7 separate regions of the Homo sapiens genome follow, and all the other regions are linked to region 1. Evidence: chromatin contacts called from ENCODE Hi-C or POLR2A ChIA-PET data. All regions are on one chromosome and are shown on one strand. Each heading gives the region's core, a stretch centred on a gene start or an enhancer-like site at or near the end of the contact. The rest is flanking DNA. Distances are from core to core; before and after follow the strand shown. Region 1 holds the start of UBE2N (ubiquitin conjugating enzyme E2 N). Region 2 has its middle 96 kb from the start of LINC02404. Region 3 holds the start of NR2C1 (nuclear receptor subfamily 2 group C member 1). Region 4 holds the start of NDUFA12 (NADH:ubiquinone oxidoreductase subunit A12). Region 5 overlaps LINC01619 (long intergenic non-protein coding RNA 1619). Region 6 holds the start of LINC02391 (long intergenic non-protein coding RNA 2391). Region 7 has its middle 18 kb from the start of CLLU1.

What was found. A loop is a pair of places that touch in the nucleus more often than their neighbours do. ChIA-PET counts read pairs that join two places held with the same protein, here RNA polymerase II (POLR2A). Pooled maps may share reads with other maps.
Region 2: a loop to region 1 is called in a pooled map, with 5 times the contacts of the local background. The contact joins the enhancer-like site here to the promoter of UBE2N in region 1. A Hi-C loop is called at or near these places in 1 of 37 single-sample maps with no recorded cell type and 2 of 50 pooled maps. POLR2A ChIA-PET finds 5 or more read pairs at or near these places in 1 of 52 experiments (activated CD8-positive, alpha-beta T cell).
Region 3: a loop to region 1 is called in a map of naive thymus-derived CD4-positive, alpha-beta T cell, with 17 times the contacts of the local background. The contact joins the promoter of NR2C1 here to the promoter of UBE2N in region 1. A Hi-C loop is called at or near these places in 1 of 168 maps with a recorded cell type or tissue (naive thymus-derived CD4-positive, alpha-beta T cell) and 8 of 50 pooled maps. POLR2A ChIA-PET finds 5 or more read pairs at or near these places in 1 of 52 experiments (OCI-LY7).
Region 4: a loop to region 1 is called in a map of CD8-positive, alpha-beta T cell, with 5 times the contacts of the local background. The contact joins the promoter of NDUFA12 here to the promoter of UBE2N in region 1. A Hi-C loop is called at or near these places in 2 of 168 maps with a recorded cell type or tissue (CD8-positive, alpha-beta T cell and naive thymus-derived CD4-positive, alpha-beta T cell) and 12 of 50 pooled maps. POLR2A ChIA-PET finds 5 or more read pairs at or near these places in 1 of 52 experiments (activated CD4-positive, alpha-beta T cell).
Region 5: a map of naive thymus-derived CD4-positive, alpha-beta T cell shows a loop between it and region 1 (2.8-fold over the local background). The contact joins the enhancer-like site here to the promoter of UBE2N in region 1. A Hi-C loop is called at or near these places in 1 of 168 maps with a recorded cell type or tissue (naive thymus-derived CD4-positive, alpha-beta T cell), 1 of 37 single-sample maps with no recorded cell type and 3 of 50 pooled maps.
Region 6: a loop to region 1 is called in a pooled map, with 5 times the contacts of the local background. The contact joins the promoter of LINC02391 here to the promoter of UBE2N in region 1. A Hi-C loop is called at or near these places in 2 of 37 single-sample maps with no recorded cell type and 3 of 50 pooled maps.
Region 7: a loop to region 1 is called in a pooled map, with 2.5 times the contacts of the local background. The contact joins the enhancer-like site here to the promoter of UBE2N in region 1. A Hi-C loop is called at or near these places in 4 of 50 pooled maps.

What each region holds. Positions count from the first base shown.
Region 1 is chr12:93,440,317-93,443,494 of GRCh38, forward strand. It overlaps UBE2N (ubiquitin conjugating enzyme E2 N), which reads right to left and starts at 1,631. Exons shown (of 4, transcript NM_003348.4): 1 at 1,539-1,631. The coding sequence starts at 1,568. RefSeq lists silencers at 847-966, 997-1,136, 1,287-1,496, 1,577-2,036 and an enhancer at 1,529-2,166.
Region 2 is chr12:91,777,455-91,780,632 of GRCh38, forward strand. No RefSeq gene overlaps it. Among named protein-coding and RNA genes, the nearest start is that of LINC02404, 96 kb to the right of the region's middle. RefSeq lists an enhancer at 870-2,069. Within about 2 kb of position 1,662, at least 14 of the 41 ENCODE cell types and tissues checked have a DNase peak (open chromatin) inside an H3K27ac peak, as active enhancers do.
Region 3 is chr12:95,071,972-95,075,149 of GRCh38, forward strand. NR2C1 (nuclear receptor subfamily 2 group C member 1) reads right to left here and starts at 1,647. Exons shown (of 14, transcript NM_003297.4): 1 at 1,409-1,647. RefSeq lists a silencer at 1,065-1,344 and enhancers at 1,234-1,734, 1,425-1,744.
Region 4 is chr12:95,002,175-95,005,352 of GRCh38, forward strand. NDUFA12 (NADH:ubiquinone oxidoreductase subunit A12) reads right to left here and starts at 1,523. Exons shown (of 4, transcript NM_018838.5): 1 at 1,421-1,523; 2 at 565-647. The coding sequence starts at 1,506. RefSeq lists enhancers at 1,154-1,781, 1,246-1,645.
Region 5 is chr12:92,033,353-92,036,530 of GRCh38, forward strand. The region is part of intron 1 of LINC01619 (long intergenic non-protein coding RNA 1619); the gene reads right to left. Among named protein-coding and RNA genes, the nearest start is that of LINC01619, 110 kb to the right of the region's middle. RefSeq lists enhancers at 1,621-1,915, 1,639-1,948. Within about 2 kb of position 1,664, at least 27 of the 41 ENCODE cell types and tissues checked have a DNase peak (open chromatin) inside an H3K27ac peak, as active enhancers do.
Region 6 is chr12:92,362,185-92,365,362 of GRCh38, forward strand. LINC02391 (long intergenic non-protein coding RNA 2391) reads right to left here and starts at 1,648. Exons shown (of 5, transcript XR_007063404.1): 1 at 1,407-1,648. The region is part of intron 1 of LOC105369902 (a long non-coding RNA gene); the gene reads left to right. RefSeq lists enhancers at 631-720, 1,201-1,250.
Region 7 is chr12:92,402,358-92,405,535 of GRCh38, forward strand. No RefSeq gene overlaps it. Among named protein-coding and RNA genes, the nearest start is that of CLLU1, 18 kb to the right of the region's middle. RefSeq lists cis regulatory regions at 1,321-1,854, 2,485-2,934 and an enhancer at 1,643-1,892. Within about 2 kb of position 1,619, at least 7 of the 41 ENCODE cell types and tissues checked have a DNase peak (open chromatin) inside an H3K27ac peak, as active enhancers do.

The DNA.
Region 1 (3,178 bases), core at 381-2,880:
ACAATTAAAACTCCTTGGACAGAATCCTAGATAAATCCACACACAACAAATTTCGGACTATGAAGATTCACATTATTAGACTCCAGTGCTCCCTGACAATCTGTTCTACTTCTCTCATTTCTAAGAATTTCTACCATACAAAAACGTCTTATTTCTCTACATCAGCACCCTTAGGTCAGTGACATCTCCCTCATCTCAGATATATTTAAATGCAATTGGATGAAGCAGTATACAGTACATCATCCTCGAAGCCTAACAGGTCTTCCACTTAGTATGCATCTCCCCACAGATTTCACAAGAATGAGCAAGATTAACATACACGTTCACCAGGTTATATCAAGCAAAATGATGCTGCAATTGAGTCACTTTAACTGGCGCATTTAGTCACATAAATGTGCAACTAATTTCCTTCATAAAAACCGACACAAAAATTTAAGGTTTAGTTGTTGTGATGACAAGGAATATCTCACGTCTGAAGACTTGTCGATATTTCCTTAAGACTTTACAAAATCAAAGAATCGAAAATGTCATGGTTCCATACATACTTGTCAAAACACAGTATTCATAAACAGCCAATTAATAATTAAAACGCACAAAATTGAGGGGCAAAAGATTTCACGAGATCCCCCACAGAGGCCAAGGTAGGAAGATCTCTGAAGCCAGGAGTTTTGGAAGCCGCCTGGGCACTATAGCGAGGCCTCATATCTACGAAAAAGAGAGGAGAGGAGAGAAGAGGAGAGAGAAAGAGAATCCCCCATAACTGCGGCCCTCCCCCAGCCTTGTGTTAAAACTATTTCCTCGGAACAGCTCTGAAAGAGTTTGCCAACCAGAGTAAAATCACTTCGCAGAGATAAACGAGCGGAAACGTATTCAGAAGAGAGAGATCGCGGAAGCAAGGGCAGCGGGGCGCGGGGCCCCCACGTCCCGGGACCCAGGCAGCCGCGGCAACCAGGGGCGAGCATGTGCTGACCGCGGCAGGACGCGCGGGCCTCCCAGAGCCACTTCCCGGGGCGCAGGGCCCCGCCCGGCCTGACCCTCCCGGTTCATTCATTCTGCACCCGCGGTTGCCGCACCTCCGCGGCCCCGTCGGGGCGGAGAAGAGGGGCTTGGCTGCCGAGGGACCTTGTCGGGCCACAATCCCCACCAGGCGCCCGAGCCCCGCCGCGATTCCCGCGCGCCCGCGGCCTCCGGCGGGGGGGTGGTCTCAGAAGCTATGGAGGCCCGCGCCCAAGCCCAGAGACCCCCAGCCTTGCCGCCCCACCCTCCGCCGGGGCGTGGGACAGCACTCCCTGGCCCGCCGGGCAGCCGCCTGGAAGCCCCGGGTCCCCGCTGTCCGGCTGCCCCGCCGCGGCCGGAAGTCTCCCCGGCGCCCCCTCCTCAGCACCCGACTTCCCTCGCCGCCGCGGCCAACCCCTCTCCGCGCCGCCTCGGGCCTCCCAGAGCGGGCCGCGGGCCGAAGGAGGCGAGAGGCCGCGCTGCCTGCCCAGCTGAGCCGACGAGAGCAGAGCGAAGAGCTGGAGGCCGGCCTGGGCGGTTACCTTGATGATCCTGCGGGGCAGCCCGGCCATCTTGTCAGAACCCGAGTTCGGCCTCTGGTCTCGTCTCCGGCTCCTCTCGCCTCACGCACGAGTGGAAGTCCCGGGCTCCACTTCCGGGGGACGTTGCCGCGCCCGTCGCCGCAGCCGCCGCCGAGGCCCCTCGGGAAATGTAGTCCCTGCTCGGGCGCGGGCTCGGGCACGGGCGGGCTTCCCTCCGACCTGGCCCCCTCCCCCGTGCGCCCCGCCCCAACCGCTGCCGGGGATGGCGGAAGTGACGCTCTGTTGCGGGGCAGGGACTTGGGACAGGCCGCGAGGGGAGGCGCGGGGCTCTGGCGCTCGTGGCCGAGCCTGCCCGCGACGGTGGTACGGCACGACCCGCGCGCGACTGCGCGCGCGTCTCTCTTAACCGTGGCCACGCCCGCGCCGGTGGACGACGTAACAGAGGCCTGGCCTACGACGTATCCCATTCATTCATTCACGCGTTCGTTCTTTCAGCTCACGCGTTCGTTCTTTCAGCTCAGCCTGCATTGCGCGCGTTCCCTGCTGGCTCTGCAGTGAACGACTGAGGTGGGGCTCATCGTCTTGCTCCTTCCTCAAAGGGAGGGCAAGACCGAAACTCGGTGGCAAAGCTCTGACTGGGGGTCTCTCCAGTTACTCACACGCTGTTGGGGGAGTTTTGATGTTTAAATTGTATAAATCGGACCTCTGACACGCCCCTAGGCCCAGGGTAGGCTGAAGGAAAAGGGTTTGGAGCGAGTTGGAGGCGGGAAGAATGGTTCTGAACGCCTAGACCTAAAGGTTGAGACTCAGAATTGTTAACAGGACGAATGACCAAGGAGAGGTTTAAAGAACCCAGAGTAATCCGTAAAGCAGAGATTACCTATAGAGTGCGAGGTCCTATGAGAGAATTAGAGTGGGGGTGCCCGAAAATTGAATTGTTGGGGAAGCGTTTTATCCTGATGACGGATGGTTTGCTGTGTGATGGACTGTTTGCAAGCACTTTACTTCATCTTCACAGCAATCGTGAGGAGGTGTTGTTTCCATTTTACAAATGAGGCTTAGATAGTTAACCTTTTCCAAGGAGCTGTTTTGTCCCCAGGCAGATCCGCCAAGACCTGGCCCTTAACTACTTAACCACAGTGTTTCCTAGCACACTAACAGACAGTAGATGGTGAATAAATGAAGACAAGACTGACCGTGCCTTCCAGGAACTTAGATTCCAATGGAGAAGAGAGACCAGTAAACAATTAGTTACAATCCAATGTGTTAAGGGCTGTCTGTAATACAGGTTCCTCCAAGGTGCTATTTTAGCAGAGAGGCATTAACTGCTTGAGAACTCAGGGAAGCCTTCTTAAATAAGTGAAGTCCTCAATGATGAGTAAGAACCTACCTGACCTTGTAGGGAAGAGTATGCCAAGCATAGGAAATGGCCTGTGAAATGGCATTGAGCTATGAGAGAGAAAAAATAGTGCACTAAAGAAACTGGAACTCTGAATACAAGAAACCTACTAAGAACAATAAGAAATATTTTGTGCTGGCACGATGCTAAATGGTTAATAAATTTAATACATCATTCAATTATGAAACAGATGAAGTAGTCTCTATTATTAACAGAACGTTTTAGATGAGAAGCCAAGGTT
Region 2 (3,178 bases), core at 412-2,911, 1.7 Mb before region 1:
CCAGCCGAGTTCTATAACCTTGAGGACTGTAAATACCTATAATATTTGGCCTTCATCACACAATGGTGTATTTTAAAGAATGAAACATTTAGGGTCTCTGCATAGCTTCACAGCGATGACCTACACCAGGGTTTCTCAAAGTAATGTCCAGTAGTTCCCCTTATCCAGTAGCCTTGATTTTACTTTCCAAGACTTCAGTTACCTGTAATTAATCACGGTCCAAAAATATTAAATGGAAAATCCAGGAGTAAACAAGTCGTATGTTTTAAATTGCGTGCCATTCTAAGGAGCTGATAAAATCTCCCAACGTCCCCACTCCAACTTGCTCAGGACATGAATCATCCCTTGTCCAGGTATCCATCTTGTACTCACCACATGCCTATTAGTCACTAGTCACTGTCTTGGTGATCAGATTGACTGTTGAAGTATCTCAGTGCTTATGTTCAAGTAACTCTTATTTTACTTTTATTACAATAGATCAATTTTATTACTAGTTAATGCTGTTGATCTCTCACTGTGCCTAATTTATAAATTCAATTTTATCGTAGATAGGTAGGAAAAAAGTAGTATATATAGAATTTGGTACTATTCAAGGTTTCAGGCATCCGCTGGAGGTCTTGAAACATACCTTCTAAGGACAGGGGGAATAATGTATATGCAAATCACACGGGAATATTTTAAAATGTACTTTGTGAATAGGGAGAACTGGGGTGCAGCCCTACATACTGCATTTATAATCAGTTCCCACTTAATGCTGATGTTATTGTTTCAAAAAACACCTTTTGAGTAGCAAAAGCCCAGATGACAATTTCTTATTTGCATTAGCCTATTTCCTCCTCAGTTGAATTTCAATTTGATTTCTCAAAGGGCAAAAGGGGAAGAACTTATACACATATGTTTCATAGTTTAAAACCTAAGTCTGGTCACATTTTTACTCAATGATATTAAGTATAGATTTCAAGTTTGCATACAGTAGCATTTACTATAAAATAGGAGAATGTTACTTTTTAGGAATAATCTAAGGACAGGTGTAGATGTTATTTTTTAATGAGGTTCAAATTTAGCACTGTAATGAACCTCACTGAAAAAGTAAAGCAGGAAATGGCAGATTTGTTTTGATAGAAACCAAGAATTTTAAGTGTGTGTTGGCTTTACACTGTCTTTGAAACTGTGCTATGAAAACACAGGATCCAGGAAATGAGCCCAGCCAAGTGATTCCACTCTCTAAAGATGTCAAAGTCGGTTCTCTGCAATATCCAAATGTTCCTCTTTTGGAAGTGAAATGAGGAAAGGCCTATATAATTTCTAGCTGAGTAAACGAAGAGTGCTTTATTCTCTTATAAATCAGTTACAGTCCCTTAAATAAAAGCATGCTTCCTCCTGAAAGCAGCTGAAAGTTTCATCTCTTTAGAAGAGGCTTTGTTTTCTCTGAAAATGGGCAGGGGGACTAATTAAATTAATTTTTCTTTGTTCCTTTAAGAAAAATAAACTTAAAGAAACGGAGTATCTGGGTGTGTATGTGGAAGAAAGTGACTAGCTCTGATGACCAGGCACGTCACAGTTTCTTGTTTTGACTCAAGAATGATAAAACAGTAATGGCTTTGACCCATTGCCCTGCTGATGTGCTGATATGAGTTTGCCATTGGTCACTGGAAGATCAAGGTCTGCCTTTCTGCTGACCAAGCATTCTCCTAACTATTAGTCACTGTCTTCACTTAGAGCTCTCTTTCATGACTCAGTGCAGCTCTCACATTTGGGCTGGGCAAAACGGAAGTTCTTACTTAATTCAACCTGCTGCAATAAAAATTGAAACAAACACGTCGCATTCTCCTTTTTCTTAAAAATTTTGGTAACATCACTGTGACTAGAGCAGTTAGAGAAACTCTAAAGCAGAAAATAAGAAAATCATTGCTTAATGTGGGATTTCGATGTGGCAGAGTGAGAGTTTTTACGGCTATACTGACACAGAAGCATTTGCCTTTGAAAATGGGTAAACTGAGCTTAACATTTTCATGAGGCAAATTAGATGTAATATCTCAATATCTCATAATTTTCCTCTCAGAGAACATCTGTTTTCTGAAGGAAAGCTGGCAAACCGTGTTGCAATTAGAAGCTGAGACCATTTATAGTGAAGTGAACCTCAGATTACTGAGGTTGACACTCTAAAGCAGGGATTCTTTACCTAGGAATCATGCCTATATTATTACACTCTGAAATCATGTAGGACACTGGTGTAATTTACTAGGAGAGGGGACATTAATTTTCATCTTTGTCCAATGGTTCTGTGATTCTCCAAATAGGTGAATAACCATTTCACTAGTGTCTATCAGCATTTAAAACATTCATGACTTTGAGCTAAATATCCTGTTTCCAGGGATTAATCCTACACAAATATTTATCCTGGTGAACAAGATATTTTAAAATATTATGGCATGTTTATATTATGGAAAACTCTAGTAAGATTAAAAATAATAAAGCTCACTTGGGAAACTGTCTAAGATGTATTAACTTAAGAGTAATTTGTTCATCAGATAATCAATTAAGCATCAACAATGTCAGGCACTGTGTTTGCTACTAGGAATAAAAGTAAACAAATACTGACCTTTTTTATTTTTATGATACTTGAAGTCTACAAGAGATCAATATGTATTTATAATATGTAAATAAAAATATGGGTTAGTGATTGCTTGCAGGTGTTTATTTACATATACTTATCAAAACTCTGGAAGCATATATATCAAGAAGTAAGATTTTAAAATCTGAGACTTGAAAAGGAGATGAGGAGAGATTTTTAGTTTTTTCTTCTATTTTGTTTGATTTTATTAAATACAATATATTACTTTTGTAATACCTCAATGCTTATTTTAACCATTTATTAAAACTCTGGGCTGAGGTAGGGAAATGTACAACATTAAACTGAGTGTTGGCTCTGGTTGTTGCAGTCTTCACAGTAAAAAAACAACACATAAGTTTTGGGTTTTTTTTTTTTTTAATGAGTTTTTGACTGATCTTAAACAACCGGCTAAATTACGTTTTGTATTTAAGATAATTTTGTCCACTAGATCACTATTCTGTTCTTGTACACACAAACCCTCTGGTCTTCAAGAATGTGGCTGACATATCAGATAGTTTATGAATCCACAGTGTCATTTGGTGTGCAAAACACTGACCTTAACCC
Region 3 (3,178 bases), core at 397-2,896, 1.6 Mb after region 1:
TCCCGACTTCAGATGATCCGCCCACCTCAGCCTCCCAAAGTGCTGGGATTACAGGTGTGAGCCACCGCGCCCAGCCGCGACCCACTTTTAATGATAGAAATACACATCGCTTTTTCAGATATACTAACTGGACTTAAAGCAAAGTTTAAAAACAATCATCGGCCGGGCGCGGTGGCTCACGCCTGTAATCCCAGTACTTTGGGAGGCCGAGGCGGGTGGATCAGAGGCGGGTACATCACGAGGTCAGAGTATCAAGACCATCCTGGCCAACATAGTGAAACCCCACCTCTACTAAAAATACAAAAAACAAAAACAAAAACAAAAACAAAAAAACTAGCTGGGTGTGGTGGCTCGTGTCTGTAATCCCAGCTACTCGGGAGGCTGAGACAGGAGAATCGCTTGAACCTGGAGGCGGAGGTTGCAGTGAGCCGAGATCGCGCCACCGCACTCCAGCTTGGCGACAGTGAGACTCCCTCTCCCTCTCAAAAAAAAAAAAAAAAAAAGAAAAAAAAATCGAGTATCACCAACCACACAGCAGAAATGGTTCAAAAAAGCTCAAAATCGAAGGTCCATTTACAAATTCTAGCGGTACTAAACCCTAAAGGCCGTAATTTTAGGTCTTTCTGCTTTTGCTTTCCGGTTACTTTTTTAAAGGCTGACCTACTTACTGAAGATTATGGGACAACCTGGCAACATTCGTACTGCACAAAAATGGTATCTGCCCGAGTTGGAAGAATTATTTCTTAACAAAAGAGCTATCTATCGGAAGCTTGGACATGCCCCCTGCAGTGAGAACCCTGGGGCCGTTCCATTTCTTCTGAAAAGATCCAGGCCCACAGGCAGCGACGACCCTGGCCAGATTTGCCGTGAGAGAAAAGTGAAAGTGGGGGGAGTCATTCTGTCCGTCCCGTGAAAGCACGGGAGTTAGTGACGGGATGCAGGCCGGGACTTGCGGCCACTAGCCGAGGGTCGGCCTCTCCCACGTCTCACTCGTGCCGGCGTTAGCCGTGCGCCCTGGAAGCCCCGGCGCTGCGCGCGGCTCTCCCGGGCGGGGAAAGCTGCAGCGCCGCGGAAGCTTTCCCTGCAGGTTAAAGGTCAGAGGCGCTGCGGTAAGCGCAGCTGGAAAGGGGGTTGTGTGCTCCAAGCCGCTCGCCGTCCGGCCCCGCGTCCCGCCGCCCCTGTCGCCCCCGCCTCTCCCGGGGCCCCGCGCATTTGGCGCCGCAGCTCCGCGCTCCCAGCCGAAGTCGAGCAGCCCCAAGCGGCGCTCCCAAACTGAACGGCTCCGCTGGCCGCAGGACGCCGGCCGGGGGATGCGCTGGGACCGCGTCCGTTGGCGGTTGGGGTGAAGGGCACCCCCTGGCCCCCGCCCCCGACGCGGTCGCTGGTGTCCCCACCCAGCGTTTCTTACCGGCGCTTTTGCGCCCTGCTGACTCCGGCGTCGGGCGCCGACGCGACAGTCCCGCGGCTGCCACTCGTGGATTGGGGGGCGCTCCGGGAAGAGAGGTTGAAGAAAGCCGACGGGATGTGGGATCGAGATTCACGGCGGAGAGAGCTTTCTGTGTTTGGGTATTTCTGGGGGGTCAGAGTTCGTGACCTCTTTCTCGGCTCGGCGGCGCGCTATCCCGCCAGCGCCTGCGCATTAGCAACGGGGAGAAGCGGCGAGAGGAGGTCGTGACGTTCCCAGGGTGGGGTGGAGGGATCGGAGGGCCGAGCAGCGGCTCTGTGAGTCCACTGCCCCCTTTTGGCTTGGAGGCAGAGTGCCCCGCCAGAGCTACGCGTTCCCAGCCAGGTAATTTTTGAAGCCACGTGCAAAGGTTTAAGCATCGTTTGCCAAAGGTGGGCATTAGGGGAGGTTTTGAGTCAACGTTTTAGATTTGAGTAATAAATAACCCTCTGGGTCTTAGGCATATCTGTTTCTAATTTCTGGAAAACTGGGCTCTGGGGTAGAGTCCAATCATATTTAAACTTTTTTTTTTTTGTATTACACTTTAAGTTCTAGAGTACATGTACACAACGTGCAGGTTCGTTACATATGTATACATGTGCCATGTTGGTGTGCTGCACCCATTAACTCGTCATTTACATTAGTAAGCTTTATATATAATGACAAGCTGAGGCCGACTCATGCAAATGGTAAGGCAAAGTTTCACTTATAAACTGTTGTGAGTAAAGAGACATAATGGCTAAACAGGGCAAGAATATAATCACTAGAGACTGGGCACGGTAGCTCACGCCTGTAATCCCAGCAAGTTGGGAGGCCGAGGCGGACGGATCACTTGAGCCCGGTTGTTTGAGGCCAGCCTGGCCAACATGGCGAAAACCCGTCTCTACAAAAAAATTAGCCAGTCCTGGTGGCGCGTGCCTGTCGTCCCAATTACTTGGAGGCTGAGGTGGGAGGATCACCTGAGTCAAGACGGCAGTGAGCCAAGATCACACCACCGCACTCCAGCCTGGGTGACACAATGAGTCTTTCTCTCTCTCTCTATATATACACACACACATATATATGTATATTCCACATCCTCTCTATAATATATATATTATTATATATTGAGGATTATCCTCAATGGCCGTTTTTTGTCTGTTTTGCTCAGTGATGTATTACCAAGCACATAGGACAATGCCTGCTATTCAATAATGATGTATGAAATGAAAGCCAGGCAAGTGGCTGCTGGGAGGCCAAGGAAAGATCACTTGGGGCCAGCAGTTGGAGACCGGCTTGGGCAAGATAACAAAACCCTGCCTCCACAAAAAAAATTTTTCAAATTGTGAAATGAAGAGACATTGGTGGAACATCGCATTCTGACAGTGGCCACCTGTAGTGGCAAGGTGTGGCAGGAATAACTGCCCTGTGTGCAAAGTACTCTGCGCTTTAGATTTTGAAGCATTCTTGAAATTTCTAGTTTTTTTTTAAATCTCCTTTGTTTTGTCATGAAATTTCTATTTTATCTAGCTTAGGTCGGCACTGTAGGAAAGCAGCCACAAACTCAGGGCAGAAATCCAAGGAAGGAAAAACAAACGTTTGCTGGGAATGAGAACATCTCTGTTATTTCTCTCTGGAACTAGGCAGACGGACAGAGATCAAGGCATGAAACAATCCCTAACAAGTAAAAATATGCTTTATCCCTCATTAAAAATCCACCTCTGCTGAGCACAGTGGCTTCTGCCCCCAGAGCCT
Region 4 (3,178 bases), core at 273-2,772, 1.6 Mb after region 1:
CTCACGCCTGTAATCCCAGCACTTTGGGGGGCCAAGGCGGGTGGATCACGAGGTCAGGAGTTCAAGACCAGCCTGGCCAATATGGTGAAACCCCATCTCTACTAAAAAATACAAAAATTAGCCGGCCATGGTGGCGCCCGCCTGTGGTCCCAACTACTCAGGCAGGCTGAGGCAGGAGAATCGCTGGAACCCAGGAGGTGGAGGTTGCAGTGAGCCGAGATCGCGCTACTGCACTCCAGCCTGGCCGACAGAGACTCCATCTCAAAAAAAAAAAAAAAAAAAAAAAAAAAGAACAAAAACACTTCAAAATTTGATAGGTGAAAAATATATAACACTGTTTTTAAAGTTGCATTTCTGTTGTTACAAGTGAGAATGAGCATTTTTCCATACCTTCATTGGCTGTTTACTTTTCTTTTTTCTGTAAATTATCTTTTTTCATTTTCTATTGAGTTTTTCATCCTTTTCCAGGTGTTTTGTAAAAGCTCATTGCATAATATGGAAAATAGACTCAAATCAAATCCCAATCCCAATCCAATTATTCATACTAAAAAATACTGCACTCACCAAAAAATTGCTTGTTGTCTTCATAGTATTTGTTTCCATATTTGTCTTCCCCCACTAATGTACCAACCTTCGCATCATTTGTCCTGTGAATACCCAAAAGAAAACAGACATTTTAGAATGATTCTTAGTTCAAAACATAAACGGAAATAAAGTGAGAGTAACAACTTTCAGACACAAGGGCTGCTGCATCAACTAGCAAAATGAAGAAGTGCTGGGGATGGGAAAAGATGAATTGACAACTGATGTGCTCAAATTACACTAAAAATATAAATGTAGTCTCTTCAGATTACAGGACTACTTGTATCTACTATCCCTCAGCCAGGAGGCACTGGAATTAGCAAAACCTTTAGGAAATCAAAAAGCCAAAGTATTTCATCTTCTTACAATGATACGAAGGTCTCCAGGCTCTTTCATTCCACTCTGGGTCTCCATTTAGGTTTCTGCGAAACTATGCTGCTCGTGGGATCAGTGAATGTCAGGAAGAGAAGGGACCATCATTATTACCTTCAACGCCTTACAGACAAGGAACTGTACGGCAGTGCAGGGAAAAAAACTTTACCAGGGTCACTGAGTTAATGTCTTGTAATCCTCATTACTCTCCAGGGCGTGGGAAAAGAGGGGAGCCCAGATGCCCTTGCCTCCGAGTCACAGCTCTGACTCTACAGATAGCTTCGGTCTTGTATCGGGGATATATGGGACAGAGACCAGCCTGGGGGTGGCAAGGCAGAGATTGGGGCGGTTGTCCTTGACAAGAGCTGTGGATTCTCCAAGGTGACCCGAGCCTGGGACCCCTTCCAAGAAATCAGCCAGCGAAAGTCCAGCCCCAGAGGCCAAGAGCATGGCTCTGGCCGCCTACCTGAAAAAAACCCGTAGATAGCCTCGGAGACCGCCGTGGCCGGTGATCTGCTGCAGCCCGCGTTTCAGGACCTGCACTAACTCCATCTTGCCTCGCTGGCCCCGCCTCCCGGGTGCGCCGAGCAAAACCCACCGGATGGAAGCTGCCACTCAGCCGCAGGAAGCCCACGCCCAGAAGGTTCTCACGCGAACGCCAGACGTGGTGGCTCTGCGCGTGCGCAGAGCTAGGTCTTGCCTACGCGGTCATGTTCTGGCTTCCCAAGTAGGCAGAATTGGTTTCCCCTGGAAGCAAAGGTACCTTAAAATTTAGTTTTCAGAGGTTAAATCTAGAAGGCGGGCATATGCTGGAAAGCTCACCTACACGAGGCTTTCTCACACGGGGATTCCCCCTTTGGGAATTTCAGTTTCCTCATCTAAAAATAATTGGCTCTGGTGGGCGCGGTGGCTCACTGTTGTAATCCCAGCACTTTGGGAGGCCGGGTAGGGAGGATCGTTTGAGCCCAGGAGTTCGAGACCAGCCTCGCCAACACAGCGAGAATTCTGTCTCTACAAAAAAAAAAAAAAAATTAAAAATTAGCTGGATGTGGTGGCGCGTGCCCGTAGTCCCAGCTACTCGGTAGGCTGAGGCTTAGATGGGAGCATCGCTTGAGCCTAAAAAATTTCAATATTACTTCATTTGTTAACCACAATTCTTCTACAAAGAGAAACCTCCCTTCAACTATTTGGCTCCTGAGATACAATTAATGTAGGAAAGGCAGTATGGGTGCTTGATTCTCTTACTTTTTTTTTGTTTTTTAATTTTAGAGACAGGCTCTCTGTCACCCAGGCTGAAATACAGTGGTGTGATCATAGCTCACTGCAGCCTCAAACTCCTGTGCTCAAGCAGTCCTCCCATTTAAGTAAGTGCCACCACCCCTGGCTAATTTTTTTTTTTTTAGAGATGGGCATCTTGTTATGTTGCCCAGGTTGGTTTTGAACTCTGGCCTCAAGTGATCCTCCTGCCTCAGCCTCTCAAAATGCTGGGATTACAGGTGTAAGCCACCACACCCAGCCGATTCTTTCCCTTATGTGTGTTTTCAAAATAACAATTTAGTTCCCTAGCTTTTTTTTTTTTTTTTTGGTAGTGGTGGTTAAAAACACAAAATATAAAATTTACCATTTTAACCATTTTTAAGTGTACAGTAGTGTTAACCACATGCACATTGTTGCGCAACAGATCTCTAGAACTTATTCTTCTTGCAAAACAGAAACTTTATATCCATGGAACAACTTTTTCCTCTTTCTCCATCCCCTGCCAACCACCATTCTACTTCTGTTTCTAAGAGTTTAACTACTTTAGATACTTCATATAAGTAGAATCATGAGGTGTTTGTCTTTTAGGACCTGGCTTATTTCACTTAGCATGATATCCACAAGGCTCATCCATAGTGTAGTATATGACAGGATTTTCTTCTTTTTATAAATGTTGAATAATATTCCACTGTATGTATATGCCACCCAGTTACCTGTCCATAAACATTTCTGCTGATTCCGCCTCTTGGCTATTGTGAATAATGCTGCAGTGAACACGGGTGTGCAGATATCTCTAAGATCCTGTTTTCAGTTCTTTTGGATATATACCCAGAAGTGGATTGCTAGATCATATGGAAATTTTATTTTTTATTTTTATAGGAATCCCCATACTGTTTTCCATGGCAGCATCACCATTTTACATTACTAACAACAATGCACAAAGGTTCCAATTTCTCCACCTCCTCAC
Region 5 (3,178 bases), core at 414-2,913, 1.4 Mb before region 1:
TTCTAAGGTGAAAGAAATAGGAATATTGGATTCATAACCCCTTAAGATGTTGACTTGCCATAGGTATCACCAAAGGACGTTCCAAGAATAGAAATGTTCTTGATGTCAAGCTAAAGTTTACATGTAGCTGGCCCTTTTTGGTCACCACATATGGTTTGGGCACGTATTTATTTTGATTCATTTTGACTCTTTTAAATATGTTTTATCTGTATTTTATGTTGAAAATATATCTATCTAACTGCTTTCTTTTTATATGGCCCTAACCATGTCTCACTCAGAAATAGTGTCCCTTCATTCTAATGTGACTTCTTCCTAGTGTTTCACCATGCGGTGAATGAAGAGGGGTGCTGGAAATGTCCCCAGATGTTCTAACATACTTGCCAAAGCTGATTACAGCATTTTTGTTTAATTAAAACAAACTTACATGACATATTTCTTTTCATAAAGGTAGTTTTTGTTTAATTGTAGAAAAGTTAGAAGATACAAATAAGGGAAAACAAGGAGAAGAAGGGAGAGAGGGAGACATGAATGAAGAAAGAGAAGAAGAAAGGAGGGAGGGAGGAAGGGAAAGAGAAAAGAAGACTTGCAGAGAAAACTTATCATCCCCAGAGAAGCCATCATTAGCATCTAAATGTTCAGCTTTTCAAAGCCCCCACCCCTTTTTTTTAACTATATATGGTGGGGTTATTTTTACAAAAATGTGATCATAGTCTTTTTTTTATTTTTATTTATTTATTTTTTTTGAGGCACGGGGCTGGCTCTGTTTCTCAGACTGGAGTGCAGTGGCTTCCTGCAGCCTTGAACTTCTGGGCTCAAGCAATCCTCCCACTTCAGCCTCCAGAGTATGTGGGACTACAGGTGCATGCTGCCACCACACCTAGTTCTTTTTTTTTAGTAGAGACAGAGTCTGCCCAGGCTGTTATCAAACTCCTGGGCTCAAGTGATCCTCTCGCCTTGGCCAACCAAAGTGCTGGGATTACAGGTATGAACCATTGCACCTGGCTGAATCATACTTTTATAACTTGCTTGTTCCACTACTCCATATATCTAAATTATTAAATATTATTTCTACTAAATTCTTAATACTAGGAGTTCTTAACCTTTGAGTGATAGACAGGTTCCTGTTTAAATCTCTTTATATTACATGAAAATGTTGAGCATATGGAGATTTTTCTAGGGAGATGGTTCACAGCTTTTATTGAGCTCCCCAAGGGTGCCCACAATCAAAAATTTTTAAGGCCACTGTTTTACACCCTCATTTTAAATGGTAAAAATAGATATATCTGGAAGAGATATAAACAGACACATATCATGATTTTTTTAACCAAATTCTTGTTACACATTTAATTCCATCCCACTTTTGAACTATTATAAACAATATGCAGTGAACTTAGCTTTTAAAACTTTAACTACATAACTATTTCCCGTGATACTGGCAGAAATGACATTGCTGGGAATTTTTTCAGTGTGAAGTAACACAGATTGACAAATTGTCACAGCACTTAACAAGTGACTTTTTACACCATAGAACCCACCTTGTTCAGATACTACAGCTAGAACTGTATCATGAGAGAGCCACCCTCCTGCACATACTGCAGGAAGGAGCAACATTTCCTGCATTTGTTTGGTTTTGTTACCGACTTGCCGCCCTGCCTGCCACTTTGAGGCACAGTTGCAGCGCCTCTGTTTACATTTTTGGAGGACACGTGGACAAGCCCAGGCAAAGCCGAACAGCACACGGTACATCAATCACACAAGGAACATCTGCTGATTCCCTTGGGGGAAACAGAATGATTCCGAGAGTTGGGGCACTGCCAACGGGAAATTCACACAGATGAAAGCAACAGAATTCATGCTTGCAGTTTCAAGGGGGTGGAGGAAGGAGGAGAAAGAGAGTGGGTAAGCAGCAAGGTGAAATACAGGGTTCCCCCCCGAGTCTCACTTGTTACATATGAAAAGGTTTAAATCAGTGTTTTAAAATATCGGAACTGGAAGTTGTGAAAGCAAAACTATTCTTTGGTTTCAGATGTATTTTCATCTAGAGACCTTATTAAGGAATTTGCTAGAATAGTTTTAGTGACCCAAAAATAAATATTGATTGGTTCTGTATGTATTTATAAAAGTATACCTGGTCTGGGGGATCTGAGGCTACTGGATCATAAGAGAGTACAATGAAACCAGAGTGTGCTAACCTGCACATCTTGAAGGACTAACATCTTCCAGGTTTGCTGTTGTTTACGTGCTGCCTGTGAAAAGCAGAGTTTTGAGTGTTTTCAGCACCAAAGTCCCCTCAAAGCAAAAGAACAAAACCATCAAGATGTTATTGGTAATTCATAATCTGAAGCTGAGCATATAAGAATTTGTCTTTTTTAATTGTGGATACATTGAATTTGGGCTCCCAAATGGTGTTCTTATGATTTCAGTTTTTCTCTCAGAGAAAATACTGTACCAACAAGCCCTGTCAGAAGTCACCTCCAAATGCATGGAATACCAGGAATGACCCCTCCCTTCCTTCAGATCTGATATTTCCTTGGCAAGCACTTTTTCTCAGACTATCTTGCCATCGAATTTCTATACCGCCTCAAGATGACACTTTGTCTAGCAAAAAGTGATGCAAAGCTCTTTTGCAAAAGCCCCTCAAATTAATACACCTTACATATTTTCACTAATAAAACTTTCCTTGGAAGCCCCATATGTGTAATTATGCTTTCACAGATGTAAACAACTAAAACACAAGAAGATTAAATGATCTCTCTGAGATGACCTAGCAAATCATCCACCAAATGCATGATGTCTGACAACTTATGACATACAAATGCTTACACTGACAACTCGCCCTCATCCTTGTTTCTGTGCAGAAAAATAAGGGAAATCGTTTACTGGCCCAGAAGACCTCACGATGGCAAATTCAATCAGATCCTCATTAACCAGATCAAAATGAGGCCTGACAGAGTCTTCATTAGATCTACAAAATCCTGTTCGTTTTAGCTCTGAGTCTCCTGACTTGTCCGTGTCATCATAAATTGGTTGTTTTGAAGTCAGAGAGGACAAAGTGCTTGCAGATGATGGTCACCCTGCCTGACCTATAAGGACAAGGTTCTGTTAGAAAAAATGAAACAGTGCAGCAGTGGCAAGGCCTGGCCAAAGAAATAGGTTTGCTAACCGGCAAGAAACAGAG
Region 6 (3,178 bases), core at 398-2,897, 1.1 Mb before region 1:
AGCGTTAAGGCTCGAGAATAAATTACGCATAGGACAAATTGGTACTCATTTTGAGAAGGAGAGGAGAGGTGAATTTAAACAGTCAAGTAATAAAAAGTCATTGTTCGGTAGAGGCTGTCTAGTGTAATGTTTAACAGCATGGACTGTATCCCAAGAATTGAGTCTGAAACCTGAATCTCCCACATACGAGTTCTGTGACATTGAGCCAGATCTTAAAGTCTCTAAATTTCTCTTTTGTTTTGTTTTGTTTTGCATGTAGGGAGAGGAGTATATACTTCCTAAGGTTGTGAAAAGGATGGTTCATAATAAAAGTATGTAGCGTTATTGAGTACATACTATGTGTAGGAATGTTACATGAATAAATTTATGAACCTTCATATTAACCCAATCTGGCAAGTACCTGCACTATTATCACTATTCCTATTTAGTATTTAAGAAAACTCAGGTTTGACTGGATTAGGTGACTTGTCCAAAGGGATACAGTTCAGATTTTTTTTGTTTTTGTTTTTGTTTTATGTAGCATAGAGACTTTTTTCAACTTTTAGATTCAGTGGGTATACATGCAGGTTTGTTACCTGGGTATATTTCATGATTAAAGCTGAGGTTTGAACATGGCAGAGTGATTCTAAAGCCCGTGGTTAAAGGACTATGCTGTCATATTGGCATGTAAAGTGCTTATCATAGCTTAGCATAGAGTAAGGCTTCCACATGCAAATCAAAAGAGAAACATTAAACATTAGCTGAAGAGGAAAACCAAATCACCCACCAGGAGGAAATTGACCTGGCCCTTTCTCCCAAGTGTATCACATGATATGATGTGTGCAGGTGTCAGATGATGCTGAGATGGCCGACAGAGCTCAATTCAGAAACAAGTGATGAGCTCCTTAACAAATTCCCTCAGGAGAGAACTGCCTCCCCTCCCCTTTCAAACGAGGCTGACCTTGAAGTTGTGCCTAAATTGCTCACCACAATCTCAGGCTCAACTTGCTAACTCATCTATCCAAAACACATGCATCCCCGACTTCTCCCTATTTCATGGGGTATCAAAAATAGAGACTTGAACCTCATAAAGTTAGTACAGGCCGGGGTGTTCACCATCTTCATAGCTGATTTACAGTTGCTTTATTAAACTGCCTCTGATCTGGTCAGCAGGCTATGAATGTGAACACCTAGTTAGAGCTGACCTTGAATCCCATTGGAACAGTAGACTTCTTTATTACATTTGAAAACCTAAAAATGTTCAAGGGGAGGTGGAAGGGAGGAGAGGCAGGCAGAGGGTGCTAGGTGCTTTGTTCAACCACCATGGTTCCCTCTGTCGAGATGGAAGATGGCTGTTGCTTAAAGCTTCTGCCCATCTTTGTCCTCTGGAAATATTTGTATTATACAAATCAAAGAATGGAACGCACCTGCCTCCTCCTCATTCTTCTCCCCTCCCCGACACTGGAATGAATGCATACTCTTCACACAGGACCCACAGGAAACCTGTTACCCCAAGTAACTGTTGCATTCTCATGTGTTCAGTCACAGGAAGAATTTCAGTTTCTCTCTTCCCCACGATTGGAGATGAGGCTGAGGTCACGGGAGAGAAAGAGCCCTGTCTTGTCTCCCAACAAGAGGGGTCTGTGCAGCTGCTGGGCCCACAGCAGACAGAAGGCACGCGGCAGCTGAGGCTCTTTAGAAGGCTTCCCACCCACTTCCTGAGTCTGGCTTTGATTTCTTAAAGGGCAGATGCACTTATTCCAGAGTCGCTCCCTGATTCAGCTGTCGGGGGGAGGGTGGAATAAAAAGCTAAAGCAACCATTTCCTTTTCTGTAGCTCCTTTGCTTTGTCTCAGATCCTCTTTTCTGAGTTATCTGCTACTAAGTCTGTCTCTCCTTCCGCTCAGAGCAGCAGTGGCTGAGTTTTGTCGAGTGCTAGATAATCACTGATCTTAATTATAAACAGCCTCAGCTCAGAGGAATGGTTTTGATAGGAAAGTCAACACCAGGACGCAAGATGGGTAGGTAGCAAAATGGAACCCAAGCCAGTTTTCCAATAAAAAACAGACAAAATATATTTATAAGTAAGATTCAATTCATCCTCCACGCAGTAGCAGCCTGGAGGCTCCTTGTGAACTGACCTCTGTCTACTGTCCCCTTTAAACTTTTTTTTTTTTGATACGGAGTCTCACTCTGTCGCCCAGGCTGAAGTGCAGTGGTACAATCTCGCCTCCCTACAACCTCCACTTCCTGGGGTCAAGCAATTCTCCCGCCTCGGCCTCCCGAGTAGCTGGGATTACAAGCACGCATCACCACGCCTGGCTAATTTTTTTTGTATTTTTAGTGGAGACGGGGTTTCGCCATGTTAGCCAGGCTGGTCTCGAACTCCTGACCTCAAGTGATCCGCCTGCCTCGGCCCCCCAAAGTGCTGGGATTACAGGCTTGAGCCACCATGCCTGGCCACCCCTTTAAATTTTATGCTTCAGTAATAGTGTTGATTTTACCTCCAAAATACAGAGCTGTTTCATGCTTCTGTGCCTTTGTGGACTCTTCCCTCTGCCAGAAATGCCTTCTTACTGTGTCTTCCTGGAAATATCTTATTTGACTTTTAAAAACTGGTGCAGACATCACCGCTTCATCTCCCTCCAGTGTTTTTCATTTAATTGGTCTGGGATGTGGCCTGAGCCCTGGGAGTTTTAAGTGCTCCCCAGGTGATTCTAATCTGCACCAGAGTTTGCCAATCACTGCTTAAGGCCAGCAGTTTTCAGACTTGAGCAGGCATCAGAAACAGCTGGAGGGCTTGTTAAGGCACAGATTGCAGGGTCCACCCCCTGAGTGTAGAATTCAGTAGCTCTGGAGAATTTGTATTTCTTTCTTATTTTGTTTTCTCTTTTGTTTTGTTTTGTTTTGTTTTGTTTTACTTTTATGTTTTTGGATCTTGTTGCATACCAAGTTTTTTTTGTTGTTGTTTTTTGTTTTTTAAGGGATTTGCTGATGTTTTTACTATTAGTATTCACATTATTTCCTTTTTTAAAAAAATTTATTTAAAACAGACAAAAATTTTATCTATTTATGGTGTACAACAATGTTTTAATATAGGTACACATTGTGGAATGGCTACATCAAGCTAACTAATATACGCATTACCTTACATGCATGTCATTTTATTTTATTTATTTATTTATTTATTTATTTATTTT
Region 7 (3,178 bases), core at 369-2,868, 1.0 Mb before region 1:
TAGCATTTCAGGAAGAGATGGCACTTGGGTGTATTGCTGCGGTGGGAAATTAGAAGGGTCTTGCTGTCCTCTGTCTAGCAACACCTGAGATTGGGTGCCTGAGAGGGAGGGAGGACTAACAGATCCAGTTTTTGATTTCTTAAAAGGTGGTATCATTGTTATCCCTCTCCCTTCTATTCTCCTCCTTATTTTTCCACTACCTCTTTTTCTTCTCCTCACCTCTCCCCCTCCTTCTTCTTCATGTTCTTGTTTTTCTTCTTCTTCCTCCTTCTCTTCCTCTTCTTCTTTTTCCCCTTCCTCTTCTTCAAATTTGATTTAAAGGTAGAATTGATTCCTTTCAACTGAAATACGTGGCTTATTTACAGCTATTAATGATATAATAAACCCAGAAAATAATTAATGATTGCTTGCAAATTGAATTGGATTATACTAAACTGTTGGTTCCTCTGCAATACAGTAGCTTTACTTGGTCTTTATGAGCAAACTGTCATATGCTAGGCTTTCTTCACAGTTTGAAGATCTCTTTTGGTATAATTTAAATTCAGTTTATGAACTCTGGGCACCACCTCCTACAAAGCAAAGGAGAATGTATCCTTGGTTGTTTTTAACTTAAGGCAAGTTCATATGGGAATTACAGAGATGAAATATGACTACCAAAGTCCTCTCAGTGACAGGGGACATGAAAGCAGCAGTTAACCATACAGGAGAGGCTTGGCAGAAGTTAGGGGAGGAGTTTTCACATTTCCTTATATTAAATTTTGTGCCAGAACCAACCATTTAGGTGACCTAGAAGTGTGCAACTAAAAATTGATACTTGTTTTTTTGTCATAAAACAATATACCCCACTGCAACAAATTCAAACAATATACTCTATTATTATTTCTTTATTTATTTCTTCTGCTGACATAAATTGTTTGGGGGCAAGCTGAGAGAGTTTTCTTCAACAGAATTTTAGTCAAAACTACATTACACCTGCTACCAAGCAAAGCACTCTCAGGCTGCAGTTTCCCTAGCTGTCATGGATAGAAACAAGGTTATCACAGTGGAAACTATGCCCTTATTCAAGAGTAATTCACTTTATAGCAGCCAAGTCTCTAACTGCAGTCCAAGGATAAAGAAATCAAGAGCAGTGATCAGATGACATCCAAGGCTTGAAGCAGCTTAAAGATCTTCCAGCAAAGTCAGACTTTCTTGGGTGACTTCTCTCAAAGTCTTGGGGATTAGCTTCCAATGTGTTTCTATGAAAGGGAAATGTTGAGAAATAAAATAAAGTGGTGAAAGGTTAGGATTAAAGAGGATTTTGTTCAATGTTGAGCCCTGTGAAAATATCACATGTTCAGATGAATTTGAAAAAGTCCAGTAGACTCTTAGATAAAAAAGAAGTATGTGTAGATAGAGGTGGCTGGTCAAATGGAAGCATTAATACTGCTGAGATAGATGGTGACTGATTAAATGGAAGCAGCCACACATCCATTCATTTCTCTGAAAATTAGCAGCTGTTGGCTGATAGACACCTTTCCTTCACATGCTCTTGCTGAAGTGATAAGAAGTGAAAAGAGCTTGAGGCAGGACTATTTTGAGTTCCAGGCGATCTGTGTTGCTATGAGATCTGAGATTAGTGGTTAAGTTGGTGCCGGATGTCATCCAGCAGCTGATCATGAAACCTCTAAAAGTTAAGTTCATTTCTCAGAAATCATCTGAGCATGTGGGCTGTTCAAGAAGGTGATTGAATTGCTGTTTCTTGGGATTTCCCCACCCTCAGTCCAAGTGAACTAAAGGGATTAATGGCCTTGATCCTGTAAGCATTTTTTTTACGCACCATGTTAAAATGTAACATGTTCTGTCCTTTTGTTCGAGGAGCCACTAATTCAATTGTTGCCCAAAACTTTATGCTGATTACTTTGTAATTATACCAAAATACCATTTTAGCTTCTTATTAACCACTGAGTTAAAAGACATTTATAGAAGCATGAGATGTCAAAGTCAGGTGAATTAGTGAAAAGTAGGCACAAAAAGTTATGGGATTCATGTAGCCTGAAATTTACATCTGTGTAAACCTTTGGCAGTTTGGCAGCTAAGTCTGCAGCCTCTGAGGGTGGTAAATGGCAGGAACTATGCCCATGTGTGAATGGTAATTTGCATTCTATAGTTAGGAGTGCCTATTTAACTGCCCCTGGCACTATGTAATTTTCTGTGCCTCAGCTTACTCTTCAGTAACATGTGGTAGTTAGTAATATAGTACCTATGCCACAGCATGTTCCTCACATGTAGTATGTGCTCAATTAATATTAACTATTAGTATTGCTACTATCGTTGTTGCTATTACTACAGAAAAGGCCCATGCATCCATCTCAAATGACTCATACCAAAGACTGACTTTAGTAAAGAAGACCAGGAAGGTTAAGGATTAGCCTTCAGAGTCAGGCTTTCATAGTCACAAAGATAGTGATTGGGGGAGTAGTGATAATGGAGGAGCTATTAAGAAGGAACACCATTCTTGATCTGAAGAGACAGTACTTAGAACAAGTATTTCAAAAAAAGAATGCTACCGTTTCCTAGGTTGGTACACTGAGGCTTCTGGGGCTGGAATCTGCTTATTTATGAGATAGATTATGAGAATCATAGGTTTGTAAGGAGCCTTCAGGGTCACCTAGTTCAGCCACTGCTAGGTGAGTTTTCTTCAATAAGAATTTTAAACCTGCCTAAAGTGTTATCTGTGGTATCCACCCGCTTCTTCTGCCTTATCTTTGGTCTCCTTTCTTGTCCTTCTCAACCCCACACAATGTGTCAGCACACACAGTGAAACTCCCTGTCCAAAAGGAGAAAAGGCTAAAGGAATTCACATTGAAACAGTTGTGCTAGGCTTCATCCCAAGAATGTGTGCTGGTGTATGTGTGTGTGTGTGTTTTTAATAACTTTTCAAAAATAGAAAAAAATTTCCTAAATATCAGCTTAGTAATTTTCCCTGACACTAGTCATTTATAATGCCAGGGAAAAGACATTTACACTAACAAATGAGTCTTGATCACTCTCCTTGTGTTCTAGGAAACTGTATTAGCCACGGTTAAGTAGTAGGAGGGCTTTGAGAATGCAGTAACTTCCATTTAGATTGAAAATACAAGATCAAATAGAATATACTAAAAGTGTATAGGCATAAGTATAACAACCTTCTCTTGGG